2 separate regions of the Homo sapiens genome follow, and region 2 is linked to region 1. A link is a loop called in an ENCODE intact Hi-C map of the cell type or tissue named here. Cell type or tissue: PC-9. All regions are shown on one strand. Links, peaks and the distances in the headings refer to the core of each region. The heading gives the core; the rest is flanking DNA. Region 1 has its middle 5.8 kb from the start of TMEM255A. Region 2 has its middle 17 kb from the start of LAMP2.

Evidence for each region. Hi-C counts contacts between places; a loop is a spot of excess contacts. Peaks named below come from ENCODE experiments on the same cell type or tissue, not always from the same donor. Only the 100,000 strongest peaks of a DNase experiment are listed, where the experiment ranks them.
Region 2: a loop joins it to region 1, with 4 times the contacts of the local background. A loop is called at or near these places in 14 of 110 quality-filtered maps.

What each region holds. Positions count from the first base shown.
Region 1 is chrX:120,315,829-120,318,750 of GRCh38, forward strand. No RefSeq gene overlaps it. Among named protein-coding and RNA genes, the nearest start is that of TMEM255A, 5.8 kb to the left of the region's middle. In PC-9, for the core only: no CTCF peak of the experiment used is centred there; DNase peaks (open chromatin) are centred at 133, 953 and 1,323; H3K4me3 peaks cover 363 bases; H3K27ac peaks cover 2,305 bases.
Region 2 is chrX:120,485,016-120,487,937 of GRCh38, forward strand. No RefSeq gene overlaps it. Among named protein-coding and RNA genes, the nearest start is that of LAMP2, 17 kb to the left of the region's middle. In PC-9, for the core only: CTCF peaks have their summits at 1,205 (motif pointing left) and 1,408; DNase peaks (open chromatin) are centred at 846 and 1,216; H3K4me3 peaks cover 1,426 bases; H3K27ac peaks cover 1,301 bases.

The sequences.
Region 1 (2,922 bases), core at 106-2,605:
GGGCACAAGGCATCCAGTGGGAACCACAGATCTAGGAGGCAGAGGGCGAGGGCAGTGCCAGGGCAGACAACACTGTCACAGCCCACAAGTACAGTCATGTGCCACATAATGATGTTTTGGTCAACAATGGAATGCAGATATGAAGGTGTTCCCATAACATTATAATGGAGCTGAAAAACTCCTATCACCTAGTGACATCATAGTGCAATGTGTTACTCACGAGTTTGTGGTGATGCTGGTGTAAATAAGCTCACTGTGCTGACAATCACGTGAAAGTGTAGCATATACAATTAGGTACAATCCATAATACTTGATAATGATAATAAATGACTATGTTACTGGTTTATGTATTTCCTATACTATACACTTTATCATTATTATAGAGTGTACTCCTTCTACTTAAATATTTTTTAAAAGTTAACTGTAAAACAGCCTCATGTAGGTCCTTTGGGAGGTATTGCAGAAGAAGGCATTGTTGTCATAAAAGATGACAGCTCCATGTGTGTTATTGCTCCTGAAGACCTTCCAGTGGAACAAGACGTGGAGGTAGAAGACAGTGATATTGATGATCCTGACCCTGTGTAGGCATAGGCTAATGTGTGTGTGTTTTGTCTTTGTTCTTAACAAAAAATTTAGAAAAGTAAAGAAAAAAGTTAGAATAGAAAAAGCATGTGGAATAAGGATGTAAAGAAAGAAAATATTTTGTACAGCTGTACGGTGTGTGTTTAAGAGTGTTATTACAAGGGTCAAAAGTTAAAAAAAAGTTTATAATGTACAAGTTACAGTAAGCTAAGGTTAATTTATTGAAGAAAGAATAATCTTTTAAAATAAATGTAGTGCAGCCTAAGTGTACAGTGTTTATAAAGTGTATAGTAGTGTACAGTAATGTCCTAGGCTTTCACATTCCTTCATAATAGGACACAATACTACCATGATTGTATTGAGTCACTCAGTGACTCACCCAGAGGAACTTCCAGTTCTGCAGGCTCCATTCATGGTAAGTGCTCTATACAGGTGTACCATTTTTTATCCTTTATACTGCATTTGTACTGTACCTTTTCTATGTTTAACTATGTTTAGATACACAAATACTGACCATTGTATTACAACAGTATTCAGTACAGTCACATGCTGTACACATTTGTAGTCTAGGTGAGATAGCATATGCCTTATAGCCTAGCTGTGTAGTAGGATATACTATCTAGGTTTTGCCTAATAGCCTAGCTATGCAGTAGGATATACTATCTAGATTTGTGTGAGTACACTCTATGATGTTTGCACAAGGACGAAATCACCTAACGACGCATTCCTCAGAAGGTGTTCCTGTCAATAAGCGATGCATGACTATACCTTAGAAAATTCCAACTGCTCAGGTGTTTTCATTGTCATATTCATTATTGTTCTCTGGTGCAAATACTCAAAGTCTTTCTTATATTTAGCCTTTACAGTTTCGATGATGATCACTTAATTACGTCTGGTACATAGTTGGCATTTCAATACTTGTTGAACATGTTTTACTTATTTTTATCTATTGCTTTATTCTACCTACTAAATAAGACACAACACGGTAAAAGTTCCCAAAACTGCAGAGGTGCTTGATGCAGCAAATTACTCCTGCTCCACAATTCTACTCTCCACAGATAAAAATGCTTTACGGGTTTGAATGCATTATTCCACATTTTTTCTCCATGCATAGTTTTACCTTTGTTTGTTTATTTTGAGAGTTAAATACTCTAAAAAGTATTTTAAAAGTAAACTTGCTAAATAATGAAATAATAAATATTTTTATTAAGGCTTGTAAGTTGCATTTAATAGCTTTCAGATACACCACATCAAAGTCCATCTTCAATCAATCAAACCCAATGGTAGTTCCTTCTTGCATAATAAAATTCCCTCCAACTTACATTATGATACCCACTTAGCTATAATGGGCAGGGAAAGGAAACTACATCTCCTTTCTGATCACTATTGTGTAAGGAAGAGCATCAGGAGAATTACATAAAAATGAATATAAAGAAATGATTCTGATTTCAAAGTACATTGTTTGGAAGCATTAACAAAAACAAAAATGATTCAGGTATACATACTTCTACTGAATTTTTGATAGGAAAGTTAGTTCTGAAAACAGTCCATTTCCTACTACAGAAAGGAGATAGTTTATTTTTAAGGTTAGTCTTTGTTTTCCACAGAATTTCACATCTTCCTAATTTGAAGGCATAAAACAGCAACAGAGAACCATAATGCATGAATCAATGAATACACTAGGGACATGGTGATGTTTAAGAAGGCTAGGTAACTTTTTTTGAATTTCAGAATAAATGTAACAGAGGTTAATAACCACAAATGTTAAGGTTAGAGTGAGATCAGTCTATGAGAAGCATAATTAACATTTTATACTGCAAACTATTTACTACTGAAGGAAAACATCTACACAGAAAAATTCACCATATGTATTACTTTTAAATCGGGGGAAAGGGAGAGGAGATGAGTAGCTTTAAGCCCACAGGAACTGGGTTGGGGATCTTTTGGGGAACCTCACTGTTTAGATGCTATGATTTACCTGCCAGAGATAACAGTTGGTAGGGATAGTAGAATGGGATTCAGTTAAGCTGTTTCCTTCCTTTAATTAATGACAGAGCTCAGTATATCCTTCTCCCTTATCCCCATCAAAAAACATTCATTAAACACCTAATTAGATGTGACATTGTTGAAAGCGGGGGTGCATGTGTCCAGCTGCTTGGTTCAGGCTTGCACTGAAGAGGATTTCTGTGTTCAGTGGTTCTTAGGAATCAATAAATTTGCTACCAGTTCAAACTGCTCCACAGAGCCTTTAAAAATGTTTACACTCTGTGACCCAGTAATCCCACTTCTGGGAATCAGTCCTAAGGAAAGAGAAATCTGGACTAAGATTTACGTGCAACA
Region 2 (2,922 bases), core at 171-2,670, 170 kb after region 1:
AATTTGATTTGCACAAAACTTTCCAGAATTGTCACTATTGAGGTGACTATTGAGTTGTCACTATTGAGGGAGAAAAAATTCCAGGACAACTGTTTATCAAGTTTTTAATCTAATCACTCATTTGCTTAAGAACGAATCTATAAGATCTATTATACAACATGGTAACTACAGTTCATTACAATATGTTGTGGAATGAAAATTGCTAAGTAGCTAGGCGCGGTGGCTCACGCCTGCAATCCCAGCACTTTGGGAGGCCAAGGCAGTAGGATCGCATGAACCCAGGAGTTCAAGACCAGTGTGGGAAACATAGCAAAACCCCGTCTCTACAAAAAAAATGCACAAAATAGCTGGACGTGTTGGTGCATACCTGTGGTCCCACTGCTCGGGAACCAAGGTAGAAGAGTGAGAAAAACTGATGGTCCTTTTAAGAAAATGTGTGGCAGTTCCTTCTGTGGGAAATGAGGGAGGAGCCTCATGTCAAGTGGTTATTTAAAACCCATATCTTGTCATTTGTGGGCTTGAAATGAATTTGGCTAAATGAATTGACTAAATTGAATTTTTAGAAATCAAATCTTGATCTTCATTTTTAAAGGTTTAAAATGTATTTGTTCTTTGTATTGAATGGAGGAATTCCGTTTAAATGTTCAAAACTGGTAGGTAGGACTGTACAAGAAAAGATGAAGGCGGTGATGACAAACCAATAAATTCAAGGAGGCCGTTTGGAGAAATCGCTGAGTCAAGAGTACGGCAATCACGTGAAGATTTTAATAAAAACGAAACTAATCAGACGCGTTTAGACTTCCCTTCCCTCTCCACCCACTTTTGGTCTTGTTAAAGGGAAGAGGAGGGTCGGTTTTAATCAATCCTTCGGTTTCCCTACTGGGCGGAGCACTGAGAAGGTGGCGGAAGGAGGGGCAACTGGGCCCGGCTGGCGCGCCTTCAGGCACGTGGGTCTGGGTTGCGGACCAGGAACACAGCGATCAGGGCGAAACATTGGCCTTTTGTGTCTCTTGCGTTTGGTACGTTTTGGGGGCCGGCTGCAGCTGTGAAAGGCCGCACTCGCTGCCAGCGGTCAAGGCGACCTTGTTCAGCAAAGCCACTATTGTACTTTGAGCTAGTGACTCCGGCGGCTTGGCAGCTTTCTAGGCATTCCTCCAGGACCTTTCTCCCCCTGGAGGCCTCAGCTTTAAATGCAGTTTGTTTTTACAGTTGGATACAGCTCTATTCTTGGCTTTGGCGCCAGGAGTAGCTTGCAATCCTTGCCAGTTAATTGTGGCCTCTGCGCGAAAAGAACGATGAAGTGCTGCCCTTTTATGTCTAAAGGTGGCGCTTCGGACTTCGCTGGCAGTAGCTGGCAGTAGGTGCTTTGAAGTCTTTCTTCAGCGAACCTACTCATCTGGTGGCCTTTATGCGAGCATGAACCTGCACCAAAGCCACTAGGCTTAGTACCTGTCCTGGGTTGGCATGTCTGTGGGTGCCGCTGTAGCTATAAATGACTTTGATTGGCATAAACACAATTGTTTCACATGTGCACTTGTCAAAATTTAATTAATTGGACACTTTATTTCTGCTAGCGAAGTTTCCTAAAAACAAATAAATAGTACACTTTAAATATATGTAGTTTATTATATGTCACTGATGCCTCAATAAAGTTGTTTAAAAGAAGCACATTCAGAAGATTAATACATGATAACTAAGATTAAGTAACTGATAAAAATACAAAATGTGTTTCTTTTATCTACATCACCGAGTAGAGAAAAAAAATCACATCTATTGCCCAATTTCGTAATTTAACTGCCATTTATTTTAAAGCCTTTAATTTCTGTAAATATAGGCACGTGGTTTTACTTGCAAAGTTTTCCTGAGGATGTTTAGTTAATATTTGATTTACTATTGCCCTGACACCGAAGAAAACACAAAGCCACTATTCTTCAAAAAAGAAAAGAAAAAAAGAAAGAAAACAAGTGATCATAGCCCCGTAGGAGATAGCCCGGCACAGGGGTCAGGAACCCTGGCTAAGGGGTCAGGCCAACGTCGGTCTGAACGGAAACTGCCATATACCAGCTGTGTGAGCTAAGTTGAATTCCTCACTTTCTCTGAGCCTCGGCTTTCTCACAGAGTTCCTGAGTGAATCAGGGTCAGCAAGGGAGGAGTAGAAGGAGAGTAATTTGGGGGGAACCTCAACTCTACGTGGGCCTCAAATATGGGCTGCTGTCTCATAATAAATTTGTGTGGAATTACTGGGAGAATGATTCTCACAAAAGTCGATCCTAAGTGAAATCCGTCAGCCCTGCTACTAGAAGGTAAGAGAATAGGAGGTCGGTGAGTGTCCTTAAAATCTGAAAGTTTCAGCTGAGTGTGGTGGCTCATGCCTGTAATCTCAGCACTTTGGGAGGCCGAGGCAGATGGATCACCTGAGGTCAGGAGTTCGAGACCAGCCTGGCCAACATGGTGAAACCTCGTCTCTACTAATAATACACAAAGTAGCCAGGCATGGTGGTGCATGCCTGTCATCCCAGCTACTCAGGAGGCTGAGGCAGGAGAATCACTTGAACCTGGGAGGCAGAGGTTGCAGTGAGCCAAGATCACACCATTGCACTCCAGCCTTGGCAACAAGAGTGAAACTCCGTCTCAAAAAAAAAAAAAAAAAAAATAGAAAGTTTCCCAGGCCTGGAGGACTTTTAATGATTAAATGAGATAATAATGAATGTGAAGGCCCAGAACGCTACCTGATACATACTACTGTGTAATCAATGGTATTTATTTCTATTTTGTCATTATCATCAGTGGTGTAATCACCACCAATGGCACTTATTTTTTTTTTATTCTCATTGGTGATCGAACCACCTACCTGATAGTATTATTGTGAGCAGAGCATTAATGAACAAAAGCAAGTAGAGTTCCTAGCAGAGAGCCTGAGAC